Regions from separate parts of the Homo sapiens genome. Here region 1 is linked to region 2. Evidence: read pairs that join two places in POLR2A ChIA-PET (ENCODE). Cell type or tissue: endothelial cell of umbilical vein. All regions are shown on one strand. Region 1 has its middle 12 kb from the start of LPIN3. Region 2 overlaps ZHX3 (zinc fingers and homeoboxes 3).

Region 1 (8,000 bases), 79 kb after region 2:
TTTTAAATAGCCAGATTATATACTTAAATGGTTTGAAATCATATCTGTAATTATATTAAATGGGAATGGACTAAATATTCTAGCAAAAGGGGAAAATTAACAAACTGAAATTAAAACAAACAAACAAGACTCAACTATTTGACGCTGGCCAGGTCTGGTAGCTCACTCCTGTAATCCCAGCACTTTGGGAGGCTAAGGCAGGTGGATTGCTTATGACCTAAATACACAAAATAAAACTATAATCATGGCCTGACATACAGAAGATACTCAATAAATATATCTTGAATGAATGGGTGCATATATGTGATATGTTGCTCCAACTAAACTTCACTTATTCAATGAACAGCCAAACCAATTTTTTTGGATATGGACTTAAACATGAAAGGTAAAACAATAAATTTTAGATGATAACATACAATAATATCTTCATAACCTCAAGGTAGAAAAAGTTTTCTTGGCCGGGCGCAGTGGCTCAAGCCTGTAATCCCAGCACTTGGGAGGCCGAGGCAGACGGATCATGAGGTCAGGAGATTGAGACCATCCTGGCTAACATGGTGAAACCCCATCTCTACTAAAAATACTAAAAAAATTGCCGAGCATGGTAGCGGGCGCCTGTAGTCCCAGCTACTTGGGAGGCTGAGGCAGGAAAATGGCGTGAACCCAGGAGGCCGAGCTTGCAGTGAGCCGAGGTCGTGCCACTGCACTCCAGCCTGGGCAAGAGCGAGACTCCGCCTCAAAAAAAAAAAAAAAAAAAGAAAAAAAGTTTTCTTAAACAGAACAGAAAAAGCACTAGCCATAGGAAAGATCGATAAATTGCACTTTTTTTTTTTACAATTAAGAACTGTTCAACAAGAGACATCACTAAGAGAGTGAAGAAGCAAGCCACAGATTTGCCATGCACATAACAAAAGTTTTATATCCAAAATATACAAAAACTACTATATAGACCAATAGAAAAATGGGCAAAAATAGGCTCTTCACACACACACACACACACACACACACACAGACACAAATCCAAACAGCCAATAAACATGTAGCAAGTGCTTAGCCTCATTAATGATGAAAATGAAATACAGCGAACAACTACTACAGATCCAGGTGGCTAAACATTCCAAGTCTGACAGTAACAACTGTTGGTGAATGTATAAGGGAAGCTCTTATACATTGCTGAAGGGAGTGCACTTGTATAAACATTTTGGAAAACAGTTTGGCATTATTATTTTTTTTTGAGACACAGTCTCGCTCTGTCCCAAGCTTGAGCGCAGTGGCGCGATCTTGGCTCACTGCAGCCTCTACCCCCAGGGTTCAAGAAATTCTCCTGCCTCAGCCTCCCAAGTAGCTGGGACTACAGGTGTATGCTGCCATGCCCTGCTAATTTTTTGTATTTTTAGTAGAGACGGGGTTTCACCCTGTTGGCCAGGATGGTCTTGATCTCCTGACCTTGTGATCCACCCACCTCAGTCTCCCAAAGTGCTGGGATTACAGGCGTGAGCAACCGCACCCAGTAGCATTATTTTAAGTTAAGCATAGGCATAGCTCATAACCCAGAAATTCTGCTCCAAAATACATACCCATGAGAAACACATGCCCAGATACAGCAGTAGACATGTACAAGAATGTTCACAGCAGCATTATTTATAATAACCCCACGTTGGAAACAACCCAAATGCCCATCAGTAGCAGATGGAATAAATTGTGATATATTCACTCAGCAGAACACTACAGACAACACTGAAAATGAGTGAAGTATAGCTGTGCACAGTACCATGGAAGAATCTGATAACGAGTGTGAAGCCAGAGAAGTCACACACACATCTTAAGACTGCCTTTCTATAAAACCCATAGCCACACAAAACCAAACATGTCCCTCCCCCACAATCCCCCACCACTCCTCTACTTATGAGACACAGAAAGAGTGGTAATAGAGACAGATTTCATGGTAACTAGTTAGGGAATCACCATTTTGTACCCAGGCACAGAAAACCAACCCCCTACTGGAATATCTCCTGCATGCAGGGATGAGGAGAGAAACTGGCCTTCGAGGTGAGGGAATTCAAGGAAGTGACTGACAGCTCTCTGCTGTGGGGATAGAGAACATTATTACGGTCAGGCCACCCTTCTGTTAGAATCCATTGTGATGACTTCAGTGTTACTTTTTTTTTTTTTTTTTTGAGACAGGGGCTCACTGTCACCCAGGCTGGAGTGCACTGTCACTATCATGGCTCACTGCGGCCTCGACCTCCCGGGTTCAAGTGATCCTCCTGAGTAGCTGGGACTAACGCAGCACCATGCCCAACTAATTTTTCTATTTTTTTTTGTAGAGACAGGGTTTCACTATGTAGCCCAGGCTGGTCTCAAACTCCTGGCTCAAGTGATCCACCTGCTTCAGCCTCCCAAAGTGGTATGATTACAAGTGTGAGCCACCATACCCAGCTACAGGGTTATTTTAATAAAGTCACTGAAAGTTAGGGGGTCATAATGACCCATTTATAGCATGCTAAACTTTCATCAGGCACTGGAGGCCACGATATGGGACAACAAGCAATTCCTGAGGTGCACTGCACATTAGCAAAAGAAGGCCATGCAGCTCTGGAAAGATTCTCAACAATAAACATAATTAAGTTTGTTGTATGTTCCTCCAGATTTTTTTAGGGTATCTAAACGTTTTTTATTATAAATATGGTATTATATTACATGTATTGTTTACCTTTTTAAAACTTAACAGTAGCTGCTAAACATCTGTTAAACATATTTTAATACATAGAGACCTACTTCATAATTTAGGGGGTGATGGAAACTTCATAATTCTGGGTGTGATTAATATACTTATTACCTTGATTGTGGTGATCATTTCACAGGTACACACATCAAAACTCAGTGTACACTTTAGATATGTGTTTTTTTGTTTTGTTTTGTTTTTTGAGATGGAGTCTCACTCTGTCGCCCAGGCTGGAGTGCAGTGGCGCCATCTCTGCTCACTGCAAGCTTCGCCTCCCGGGTTCACGCCATTCTCCTGCCTCAGCCTCCCGAGTAGCTGGGACTACAGGCGCCCGCCACCACGCCCAGCTAATTTTTTGTATTTTTTAGTAGAGACGGGGTTTCACCATGTTAGCCAGGATGGTCTCGATCTCCTGACCTCGTGATCCGCCCGCCTCGGCCTCCCCAAAGTGCTGGGATTACAGGCGTGAGCCACTGCGCCTGGCCTAGATATGTGTTTTATTATACATCAATTATACCTCAGTAAAACTGAAAAAAGGTTGTGTTTTAAATCTCTCCCCACCGTTTTTTTTTTTTTTTTTTTTTTTTTTTTTGGCACGACAGGGTCTCACTCCTCTGCCCAGACTGGAGCACAGTAGTGTGATCATAGCTCACTGCAGCTTCCAACTCTTGGGCTCAAGCAATCCTCTTGCCTCAGCCTCCAGAGTAGCTAGGACTACAGGCACGCACCACCATACCCAGATAATTAAACAAATTTTTTTTGTACAGACAGCCTCTTGCTTTGTTGCCCAGGTTGATCTCAAAATCCTGGCTTCAAGCAGCCCTCCCTCCTTGACCTCCTGAAATGTTGGGATTACAGGCATGAGCCACCACGCCTGGCCTTGTGTTTTAAATCTTTTACTGTTTTCTTCCACTTAACACTATAAATTCCATCCATGCTGTTTTATGTCTATTTCATGTAGAATTCCAAGGTATGTATCCACAACATTTTACTAACTCATCCCCTAGTTCCTTTGCCTCTAGTTCCTGTATGCCATTAACACTGTAACAAATAACCTCCTGCTTGTCTTCTTGCGGATCTGAGCAAACTTTCTTCAAAATGTATTTCCAGGCATGAGACTGCTACACTACTGAGCCCTATGCATACTTAATTTTACTCAGAACTACTGGCTTATTTTATAGAAGGGCTGAGCAAGTTTATATTCCCACCAGTCCAATCTCTTCACATGGGTTTCTGACCCTTCGCGTTGCAGTAACACTGAGACGATGGATGTTCATTCCTGGTGCCCCGATTCAATTTGAAATTGACTTCATGGTCACTGACAAATTATTCTTCAGGTTGTGGCAGGGCTGAGGCCATTTCCTAGTGACTTAACAGATGGAATTTGTTCTCTATTTTCACTTGCTTTTTAAATGTTTTCGGGGAGGGGTGCCTGTTAGAGACAGGAGCACTACAGACTGTCTTCCCTAGGCACTCCCTGGCAGCCTTCTAAGTCCCTAACTACATGGAGAAACTGCCTTGGGTCAGTGTTTTAAGCTGCAAGGAATGTTGTGACTCAGCTAGTCGTTCAGGGACACCTCGATGAACAAGGCCACGGGAAGGAAGTCATTACACAGAGAGCTGGACTGTAAAAACCAAAAATACTCTACACACCAAACTCTAGAGCAGTGCAGCAGTACATCCCATGACTCAACGGGACAGCTTCTGCCACGTGGCACACAGCTCCGGATATGTGGTGCGCAGCCCTCACTCGCGGCTCTGCTGCCGCTCTGAGCTGCTTGGAAAGTTGATGGGGTGGGGAAATCTGTGACTGTATTCTCTCTCCACCCCCTCCACTCTGACCATTGCTCCTCTCATCAGCTCCCCCTCTTCCTACTCCTTCTTTAACCCTCTTGCCCTGCAAAAACAAAAACAGCTGGAATTTAGTATTTCACACATGCTGGCAATTTAGTGGGGACACATGGAGGTCAAAACGCTGGCACTCTAGGAAGACCCTACTGATCAGGCAGACACTGGGCAACAGGTCATATCACCTGGGACAGGGTCAAGAGTACTGGGCAAAGAGGCAGCCCCAAGGAACAGAGACTTCAAGGTACAGGCAAAACCTTTAAAGATGTGGACATTCACTCACTAATCTTTATCAGAGACCTACTATGTGCCAGATGCTTTTTGTTTGTTTCTTTGAGACGGAGTCTCATTCACTGGAGTGCAGTAGCACCATCTCGGCACACTGCAACCTCCACCTCCAGTTCAAGCAATTCTCCTGCCTCAGCCTCCCCATGAGCTGGGATTAGAGGCATGCACCACCACACTTGGCTAATTTTTATATTTTTGGTACAGACAGGGTTTCACCATCTTGGCCTGGCTGGTCTTGAACTCCTAGCCTCAAGTGATCCACCCGTGTTGGCCTCCCAAACTGTTGGGATTACAGGCGTGAGCCACCGTGCCCGGCCCCAGACTGTTCTTAGGAACTGTCAGTGAAGACAGATCAGATGTCTTGTCCTCACGGGGCCTGCATTCTTTTGGAGGGAGACACACACATACCAGACATCCTCAAGAAGTGAATTAGCACTCAAGGAAGTTGTTAGGGCTACTGGAAAAGATTAGAGCACAGAGAGGTGTCTGGGCATGGTCAGGGTAGACTTCATGGACATTGGTGTGGTCTTGAGGTTAGTGAGGGAGCCAGCCAGGTAGGCATCTAGGGAAAGAAACTTCTGGGCAGAGGAAACAGCCAGTGTGCTTTTTTTTTTTTTTTTTTTTTTTAAAGAGAGAGTCTTACGCTGTCACTCAGGCTGGTGTGCAGTGGTGTAATCACAGCTCTGCAACCTTGAAATCCTGGGCTCAAGCGATCCTCCCATCTCAGCCTCCCAAAGTGTTGGGATTAAAGACATGAACCACTGCATCTGACCAAGTATACTTTTAAGTGTACTCAATAATTGGTTTCCTTTTCCTCATCTATAACAACAGTTTCTACCTTTTGTCCAGCTCCTGAGAGCCTTGAGTTCTAATCACAACAGCCCCTCACTCCCAGTGGCAGCCCTTCCATGCAGCCTCCCCTCTCTAGCCCCACTCTGCCTGTTAGCATCTGCAGCCATGGTGCAGGCCTAGTACATGGATGAGTTCCCAGACTGCTGGAGGCAGCCCCACCACCCCGAGCCCCTGGCCACCCAGTGGGCCAGAAACAGCCATGCTGGCTCAGGGTGCACTACTAAAGCTGGACACTGACAAATGAGAGAATGATCCAGAATTAGAAAAGACTCAAAGAGAGAGAAGCTACTCCTGGATAGACATAATAACCATATGTAAAGATAAATTACCAAATTATGAAGAAAAGATTAAGGTGTTTTATGGGGAGCATTTACACTTGGATGATCGGATCTGTTACATCCCGGGTGGCAGTGGATACTTTTGATATGACAGATAAAGAAGACAAGTGAATCTACATCTTCATGGAGAAAGGAGACATAACTCTCCCCACAGGAATTCGTCACCACCTCACTCTGGATGAAAAGAAGTACGTGAAGGCCATATGGCCATTCAGGGAGACCCAGTGTGGACAGCATACAATGGGCCAGCTGACCATTTCAATGTCCAGGGACAATACATGAAATTTCTGGCACAGACAGCATAGCAGGGCTCCCTGAGAACATGTACTTTGTGAAGGTCCTAAACGTAACTGAGCACAAAATCATTTTTCTCTTTGCTTTTATACGGTAAACTTGTCTTTCCTTTGCAAGATTATTTGATCAGAATGTTTTTTATCTTATTTTTATTTTTTGAGACAGAGTCTCACTCTGCTGCCCAGGCTGGAGTGCAGTGGCATGATTCCAGCTCGCTGCAATCTCCACCTCCCAGGCTCAAGTGGTTCTCATGCCTCAGCCTCCTGAGTAGCTTGTATACAGGTGCACATCATCACACCCGGCTAATAGAAACAGGGTTTCAACATGTTGGCCAGGCTGGTCTCAAACACCTGGCCTCAAGTGATCTGCCTGACTCAGCCTCTCAAAGTTTTGGGATTACAGGCATGAGCCACCGTGCCTGGCTCAGAATATTTTTTAATGAAAGGAGCAATAAAACTGATTTTTACATGGAAGCAACTGTGGAAATGAAGACAAGTCACCTTCGTTTTGTCTAATGCAATCAAGACTAGTGGTTCAGTAGCCCTGTGTTAGTACATGCACTCATCTTTAGTCCAAATGAGAGTTTCATCTCCCAAAATGTATCTCCTTAGATGTTCTATCTGGACATGATATTGTGCCTGCCTTGTAACAAGGTGCAATGGTAGATAACCAGATAGAAGACACTTTTTTTCTCCCAAAATTATACACTGAGGTGGGGAATTATACACATAGAGGGAAGAGCTCTTATGTTAGGCGACACATTCTGAGTTGCTTATGCCACTTTCTTGTTCAAAATAAAGTCATTGCTGGGCGCGGTGGCTCACGCCTGTAGTCCCAGCACTTTGGGAGGTCGAGGCGGGCAGATCACGAAGTCAGGAGATTGAGACCATCCTGGCTAACACGGTGAAACTCCGTCTCTACTAAAAATACAAAAAATTAGCCGGGCTTGGTGGTGGGCGCCTGTAGTCCCAGCTACTCGGGAGGCTGGGGCAGGAGAATGGAGTGAACCTGGGAGGTGGAGCTTGCGGTGAGCCGAGATTGCTCTACTGCACTCTATCTAGCCTGGGCTACAGAGCAAGACTCCATCTCAAACAAAACAAAACAAAACAAAATAAAGTGACTGCCTCAATTTTATGCTCATGGCTTGGCATTATCTTATATTCAAGTATATATGGTATTTTGCCTAGCTTGTTAAAATCACCAGTTTAGATTCTTTGTGTGACTGTATATGTATGTGATTAATGTGTATATTATCTGTGTTGGTATTTTTTTCAGTGCGAGTTGTCTAGGTTCTTTCACAATCAAGATTTTAACAGAATTAGTATTTTAAAATTTATCAAGAGAATTAGTACGTTATTTTTCTACTCAATTCTAAGACTCTACTCAATTCTAAGACACAATTATGCCTAGTTCGTTATAATCATAGAAAAACCCCAAATAAATTTCATGTTTTAGAAGGTCAGGTTGTTTTCTAAGTATTTTTCTAAAACTGGATGAAAATTTTTCATGTTAAAATTAATTTTTCATTACTTTCACACTGGTCTTGGGGGTCTGTTTCTCACTGCACAGAGGAAAGTCGATCCTTAAATGTTATTATCATGGTGCCTGTGTACATTTTAATCCTGAAATTATTAATTTTAGGATTAAGGCCAGGTGCA
Region 2 (8,000 bases):
ATTTTTGATATAGAGTAGGCCAGTTTTGTTTCTGGTTCTTTTGCATCTCCTTTCCTAGGCCCTAAACACAGACTCCATGACCTCATGACAGTAGAATGAATGCTGCATAAAGAGAATCATTCATTCGTCCTGGGACTTCACTGAAGATGATTTTTGCTTAGTAAGCCTCTTCTTCAGATATAATACTAAAAGGTATGTTTTCTGAGACCTATTAAAGCACACATTTACTAAAATTTACATTAAGTTCATGTCAGTCCTAAAAGGTTCTCTAATTTCTGAAAGCCATAGTCTGTTATTCTAATGTGAATTGTTACACACACATACAGACACACCTTGAACATTTTAAAATTACATTTATTTAAGCATACTCACTCACTCATACTTTTTGCCAATTTGGTTGGGCTTTCCCCTAAACCAATTCTTCTAAAATGGTGAGACTTTAACAAATAAAATGATATAGCTGATATTTTCATAGGGTAATAGGTTAAGAAGAAAAAAATCCAGGCTTTTGAAATACTAATTGTATTAGCATTAATACTAATACCTAGGCCAGGCGCAGTGGCTCACACCTGTAATCCCAGCACTTTGGGAGGCTGAGGCAGGTGGAACACTTGAGGTCAGGAGTTTAAGACCAGCCTGGCCAACATGAGGAAACCCCATCTCTACTAAAAATACAAAAATTAGCCAGGCGTCGTGGCACATGCCTGTAATCCCAGCTACTCGGAAGGCCAAAGCAGGAGAATCACTCGAACCCAGGAGGTGGAGGTTGCAGTGAGCCGAGACTGTGCCACTGCACTACAGCCTGAGGGACAGAGCAAGACTCCATCTGAAAAAAAAAAACCAAACAAACAAACAAACAAACAAAAAAAACTAATATCTAAATATTAGCAGTACTATGATTTATAGACATGAACTCTTATAAAGAGTATGTATATGGCTGGGCATGGTGGCTCATGCCTGTAATCCTGGCACTATGGGAGGCTAAGGCTGGCAGATCGCTTGAGCCTAGGAGTTTGAGACCAGCCTGGACAACATGGCAAAACCTTGTCTCTACAAAAATACAAAAATTAGATGGGCATTGTGGCGTGCGCCTCATGCCTGCAGTTCCAGCTACTTGGCGGGGCTGAGACAGGAGGATTGCCTGAACCCAGGAGGTCGAGGCTGCAGTGAGCCAAGATCATGCCACCGCACTCCAGCCTGGGTGACAGAGGGAGAACCTGTTTCAAAAAAGAAAGACTTGCTTAATACTGGGCAGCTCAGTTATAGCAAGTACTAGTCAAGGGTGGCATGTCACTGTGTTCAGAGTTGGATGAACCTGGGTTCTAATCTGGACTCAGCTACTTCCTAGTGTAGGTCATTTGGGTCTTGGGCAAAGTATTGAACCTCCCAAACCTCAGTTCTCTTTTGCACAATGGAAATCATCTGAATATAGACAAGATAGGGCCCACTATAAAAATTAAACAAGATAGTCTGTGTGGAAGTATCTTTAACAGGCATTAAGTGCCTGTTAAGTGTCTTTAACAGGAGAATTAAGTAGCATGTTCAGGCTTTTTGCCTCCTTCCTCTTCCCCTCCACTCCCCAGTGACCAACTTGCACCCTGAGTAAGGTTTTGCAGCACCATCCTTCTCCTGTGGCTTGTAAACCTCTGCAGTAACTTCAGCAATCTACACTGCCTGCACCCTGCCCTCCCTGTATGCTCCCCTGAATCACAACCATATTTGCCTTTCTAGAGCACATATCATTGTCTTCAGTGATTCCCTGCAGGACAAAGTCTGCCCACTTCAGCCTGGTATCATGATCCTGTCTTAGTCTGGTCCAACCCACCCTTTCTGAACAGTTCCTTACAAACCCACATCTTCCTACCTCAACTCTGCCTAGGCCATTCCCCTGCTTCAAGCTCTTACAGAGCCTCCCATGGCCTACAGTATAAATTCCTAACTGTTTCAGGTGGCATTTGAGACCGATGGTATCAGGTCCCTGCGCCTCTCCAGTTTCACTGTCTGCTACTCGTTTCCCTCCTTATACTTTACACCCAAGCGTAAATCTACTTATAGTACCTGAAACCCCATGCTGGGTCATCACTCTTCAGCTTTACATATACTCCTCTCTTTGACGAGAATACTCTTCTCATCCATTTGGCAAATTCTTCAACAGACTTCAAACCTCTCTCAAATGCCTCTACTTCTGTGGTACAGTCTGTCCAGAACTGTGTCTTGTACATTTTTCTACTACTTTGCACCTGTGCCTGTCATACAACGATTTCTCCAGTTTCTCCGGTTTTTTTTTTGTAATTCACTGACCATTATTAATGTCTTCTCTGCTAAAAGTATAACAACACTCAGCTTTGCACAGAGCAGTTACTTGGGAAATGTTTGCATTGCTGAACACAGGCAGCTTCCAATCTCATGGGAACATCAAATGAAATGCAGAGGATACATGCTATACAACACAGTCAAGAGGACTGAAAGCAGGCAGCAGGAGAATTCCACAATATTCCTGTTTAAAATGTTAAAATGTTGGTGGCTGCCAGAGCTCAGGAAAAGAAAATTTTTTTATGTGGTTACAGCTCACTCTAACGAGTCAATTACATTGACCTAAAGCCCATGGTGCTCAAAACTGTATTTCTCTCTCCAAAACCTCATTCTTTTATAAAGCTCCCTCCTCTGTGGAATGAATGTGGGCAATCGCTTTTGCAGTGTTTGACGATGCCAGTTTATGGCTATGTTTTTCTGTTCACTGAACTGGCTCATTTCTTCAGGAGAACAAACTGTTCTCCACTGAAGCAGGAATTGGCTGGGTTCTAACAAAAAGATTTTTCCCCCCTGACAGTGTTTTTGCAAAAGACCCAAGTCAATTTATAGCCAAGTAACAAAAGGTCAGAAAGGTTAGTCAAGCAATGGGCGTAATTCCTGTGTGTCACAGCCAATAAAGGAAATGGGTGGGGATAAATAGTATGCAATTTTAACCTGAAATTATTTGTGCAAAACTATTCTTGTAAACTATACAAAATTACCCATGACTTCCACTATATAGGATTTCTCACTCTGATTTTTTTAAAGGTACATTTACTTTGGAAGAACTGAGATGACCTCAAATTCCTCATTCACAAATGGAAAATGTTAAAAACTTTCTTCACACTAATATAAGAAAAACTTGGTCATTGTTTTGCAGCCCTGAAACAGAATTGTTCACATAAAAAAAAAAATCTCATAGTTAAGTCACAATTAAATACAATTTGCATGACTGAATTTAAAATAAATTGCAAAATTCCCTTGCCAAAAGGGAAACAACATTGACCAAAAGGATAGGTCAAGAAAAGACCCTACAAAAGTGACAGTTCCTCTGTTTTAATCATGCTAAAAGTATAACAAACTACTGCATTATTCAGTGAGCATAAGAACAAGAAAAGCCTGCCTTTAAAGCAGACACGAAGAACTGACATCACCAGCCAAGCAAGCGGAAGGCAGATGAGTAATAGCCTGCACTGGGCGGCCAACCAGGCCCAGGCCCATCAGTCTGTGGAGTAAGAAAGCCTTTCAGATATCAAGGTCGTTGGGAGGCCTCCTTCCCCCAGTTCTCCAATACAAAGTCTAATCTACTCACCATTTAAAACAATCTTAGCATCCAAAAGATGAATGGTTAAATAGAACCCTGTCACCGTTCAGACAAGATGGTCTAAACCCATTTCTCTCCCCACCTCCTTGTAAGCACAACTGTAAATCCTGAAAATAACACAAAAGGCAACCAAAGGAGAAGTCTGAAAGAAAAAGGAAGGTGAATTACTTAGGGACCCAGGATTGGAGGAACAACATAGCAGCACATCTTATGACCACACCCCCATTCAATAGAAGAAGGTGGCCGAGGGTGTTTCCCAACCCCCAACCTAGCAACAGAGGGCAGCAGAGGATTGAATGGGAGTTCTGCCGACAATACCAAGCCAGCTGGAAGCACCAACAAGGGGGATAGCTCAGGACCCCACTAACAATAAAGCAGTCTGGGGAAACACTTTTCCCCCCAACTACAGGGCCCCCAGGAAGCAAGCTGCATCCCAGCAGGATGGAGACTCCCTCCTCTACCTAGATATCAGGCAGCATGGCCTGGGGAAACTCCTTACCCCCATCAGACAGCACCAACAGGGACTAGTGGGAGCCGTGGCAGCACCAGATAAACCAAGTGGACCAAAAGAGTACTGCAAAGGCTCTGAAAAGTAAATCATCGTTGGAACCACAAGAGTAAATCCCAGCTCACATGCTGCATCTAAACACTGTGACCGCCTGCTAAAATGGAAGATTTAAATAGGACCCAGACTCTCTTAATAGACAAAATGTCCGAAGTAGATTTTAAAAAATCACCTGTTGGCCAGGCGTGGTAGCTCATGTCTGTAATCCCAGTACTTTGGGAGGCTGAGATGGTTTAATCATTTGAGGCCAGGAGTTCGAGACCAACCTGGGCAACATGGCAAAACCATGAAGATGGACTGAAAACAGACAGAACCTCCAACACTTATGAAACAATAGCAAAAGATCCAATATTCATATTATCAGAGTCACAGGAGAGAATAAAAAGAAGGGCTGAAAGAGTATTCAAAAAGATAATGACTGAAAATTCCCCAAATTTGCTGAAGGACATAAACCTAGATTCAGAAGGTGAACATATCCCAAATAGGATAAACTCAAAGAAATCCACACTAAGACACATCTTAATTATATTTCTGTAAATTAAAGACAAAGAATAACTCTTGAAAGCAGAGAAAAACAACATACTACCTATAAGGGAATATCAAGCGACAACAGGTTTCTTATCTAAAACCATGGAGGCCTGGCCGGGCACACTGGCTCACGCCTGTAATCCTATGACTTTGGGAGGCCAAGGCAGGCAGATCATTTGAGGTTAGGAGTTTGAGACCAGCTTGGCCAACATGGTGAAACCCCGTCTCTACTAAAAATAAAAAATAATAACAAATAAAATTAAAAAATAAAACCATGGAGGCCAGAAGGAAGTGGCACAACATTTTTATGGTTAAAGGAAGTTTTTCAAACAGAAAGGAAATGATTAAAAGAATTCTGAAGCATCAAAAGGGAACAGAAAACAACAGAAAAGGCAGAAATATGGGGAGATATATATATATATAGATTATCCTCCTGTAGTCCCAGCTATTTGGGAGGCTAAAGCAGGAATATTGCTTGAGTCTAGAAGTTCACTTCTACCCTGGGCAACATAGCAAGACTCTGTGTCTTAAAAAAATTAAAAATTAAAAGGGGGAAGGTAAAGGGACCTGAATGGAAATCAGGTTTCCACATTTCACTCAAAGTGGTAAAATACTGATCATAGTAGACTACAGTAAGTCACATAGGTATACTGTAATACTCAGAGCAACTGCTAAGAAAATAATACAAAGAAATACACTAAAAAAACTATTAGAAAGTCAAGATAAAAACCTCTCAAAATGTTCAAGTAACCCAGAGAAAGACAAGAAAAGAAACAGTAAATAATAAATGGCAGATTAAAGCTCTAATATGTCAATAATTAGCTTAAAGATAAATGATCTAAATACACCAACTAAAAGGCAAAGACTGGCAGAGTAGAATAAAAATACAACCCAACTATATGCTGTTCACAAAAACTCACTTCAAATTCAACAAAATAGTTAAGCTAAAAGTAGAGTACTGTCTATAGAATAGATAGAATAGCAATGCTTATTTTACATTATGCTTATCATTTTTGATACAGAAAAATATTTGGATAAGACATGATAAATAAATACATAAATATCCTAAAAGTGAGATACAAAATATATATATATATATAACATGGCTTTACACTGTATGTAAGCAATTTCTAAATTAATACCTAAAAGGAATGATATCAAGATATCACTAAGGGAATCTCAATTATCTTCATTATTCTTTCCTATGTTTTTCAGATTATCTACAATAAGAAAGAATGGCTTTTATAACTTAAAAAATGTTGTTTTTTCCAAATAAAGCAGTCTATTCAAGATAACTGTATTGCTGCCTAGGGAGGAGGAAATAGTCTTTATCATTGCTAGCCACCATTAATGTGGATCTTTCTACTGGTGAGTTGGCTGTCTATACCTGCCTTACCCTCCAAAAGACCAGAGGCACAGGGCAGAAGGCCTGAAAGACCAGGAAATGTCCTCTTTTCAGACTTTGGGTATGGGATCCAGGGAGGAGGGGCTGGGAGTGGGAAATGAGAAGTTAGGGAGCAGAGGGATAGGGGACAGGGGCTAGAGAGAAGACAGTACAGACAGTAGAGCAGGACTACTGGATGCCTGCCTCACTTCTAGTGGTTTCCAGAGTCATTGCTCTAGGTCTTCTTAGGCCTCGCCACTGAGCTAGTTCCTGTGTTTTCTTAATCCATCACCTGAGACCATGTGAGTACGTCTTAGTCCCCTATGGCCCAACAGAGCCAAACCCAGGTGTCATCCCGCGATGCTGGTGGCCACAGCCCAGAAGAGGAAAGTCTTCATTTTATACTGCCAAGTAAGTCTAACTGTAACATGCCCATCTTATTTTTCAGTTTCTCTCTAACTTTATCCAGGAGTCTTGTGACAGCCTTCCTACCATATAACATGCCCAATCCCTTTTCTGGCATTTTAAGTAAGAAATTCTAAAGTAATCTTCAGTTCTTCCTCACCCATTACTTATATATACAATATATTATTATAAAGGAGACAACACAGAATATAGAAGGCAGATTTCTAAGGTCCCCTATTAGAGGTTTATAATTCTTTTATAAAATGTTATCTTTTCTCTTCCTCAACACAACAAACGAACCCCATTAAAGTCAAAACTGAAAACTCTGGCCAGGAGTCTGTTATATGTAAGATGCCTCCTTGTTGATGTTGCTATAGTCCTAATTAACAGTCGACAGGACATTTCAAGACTTCTCACTCTTATCACCAGTCCTGGAAAAGTTGTCTTTTTCTATAACTGAGGACATGGAATCCCATCTCTAGGGCCACACAGGATAAACCAAAGCCAACCTTGACCTTAAGGAAATTTGTAAGGACTGCAGGACTATTTTAGTGCCCCCACCCTTGCCATCTCTCATGGTCAAAGTACCAACAAGAAGAGGAAACACAATTTTGCAAATACTTTAGCGTATATTATTTGAGACCACATTCACAGTTAAAATAAGCTTTTATTTTACCTGTTGTCTTGGTTTTTGGGACTACAGTAAAAAAAAAAAAAAAAGTATGGACTTGGAGTAAAAGTGTCCCTATTACTTATTAGCTGCATAGCTTTGTAGCCTCTTTGTCTATAAAATGGAAATAATTATGTATATCTTTTGTGAGGACTGAATAATGTATCACTTATAAAAGTTCCAGGTGGTCTCCTGGTTCCATTTAATATTCCTACCTTGGTTTCTTTTTTCCATCTACTTCTCATTTATGTTTTCTTCTTGTATTTTATGGACCAGAGTGAGTCACTTTAAATTCTGGTAGAACAGGATGCCATATGAATATACAATATAAAAATAGTAGATATTCCTCTGGGGAGTAGGGGTGGGCACTGACTGGGAAGGGACATGAGGAAACTTTCTGGGTAATGATAATATCCTTCTAGGTGTCTGGGTTTTATAGGTGTATCCATTTGTCAAAACCAGGTCCATATACAGTTAAGATTTAACTACAATAAAATGCACACATCTTACTTCCAAAGAAAAAACCTATAAACAAATAATTACCTCTACTTAGCGATAAAACATGCTGAAATAGTGAGGGGGGAATGCATCGAAAATACTATGACAGATGACTAGATAGAGGGAAAGCAAAATCAGTAAAATACTGATGGCTGAAAACTGGTAGTGGGTATATGGTTGTTCATGGTAATAATCTTTCAATTTTGCAGTATGTTTGAAATTTTTCATAATAAAATGTTGGAAAAAAATTCCTACCAAAAAAAATGGAAGGTACTCAATACTTGTTAGTTCTCAGCCAGGCGCAATGGCTCATGCCTGTAATCCCAGCACTTTG

Evidence for each region. Peaks named below come from ENCODE experiments on the same cell type or tissue, not always from the same donor. Only the 100,000 strongest peaks of a DNase experiment are listed, where the experiment ranks them.
Region 1: POLR2A ChIA-PET joins it to region 2 with 10 read pairs; 6 of 35 experiments call an interaction of 5 or more read pairs at or near these places.

What each region holds. Positions count from the first base shown.
Region 1 is chr20:41,325,308-41,333,307 of GRCh38, forward strand. It overlaps the pseudogene ADI1P1. Among named protein-coding and RNA genes, the nearest start is that of LPIN3, 12 kb to the right of the region's middle. RefSeq lists an enhancer at 4,538-4,587. In endothelial cell of umbilical vein, no CTCF peak of the experiment used is centred here; a DNase peak (open chromatin) is centred at 4,344; H3K27ac peaks cover 1,669 bases.
Region 2 is chr20:41,246,044-41,254,043 of GRCh38, forward strand. All of the region lies in intron 2 of ZHX3 (zinc fingers and homeoboxes 3), which reads right to left. Among named protein-coding and RNA genes, the nearest start is that of ZHX3, 68 kb to the right of the region's middle. In endothelial cell of umbilical vein, a CTCF peak has its summit at 4,138; DNase peaks (open chromatin) are centred at 2,848, 3,478 and 3,858; H3K27ac peaks cover 5,221 bases.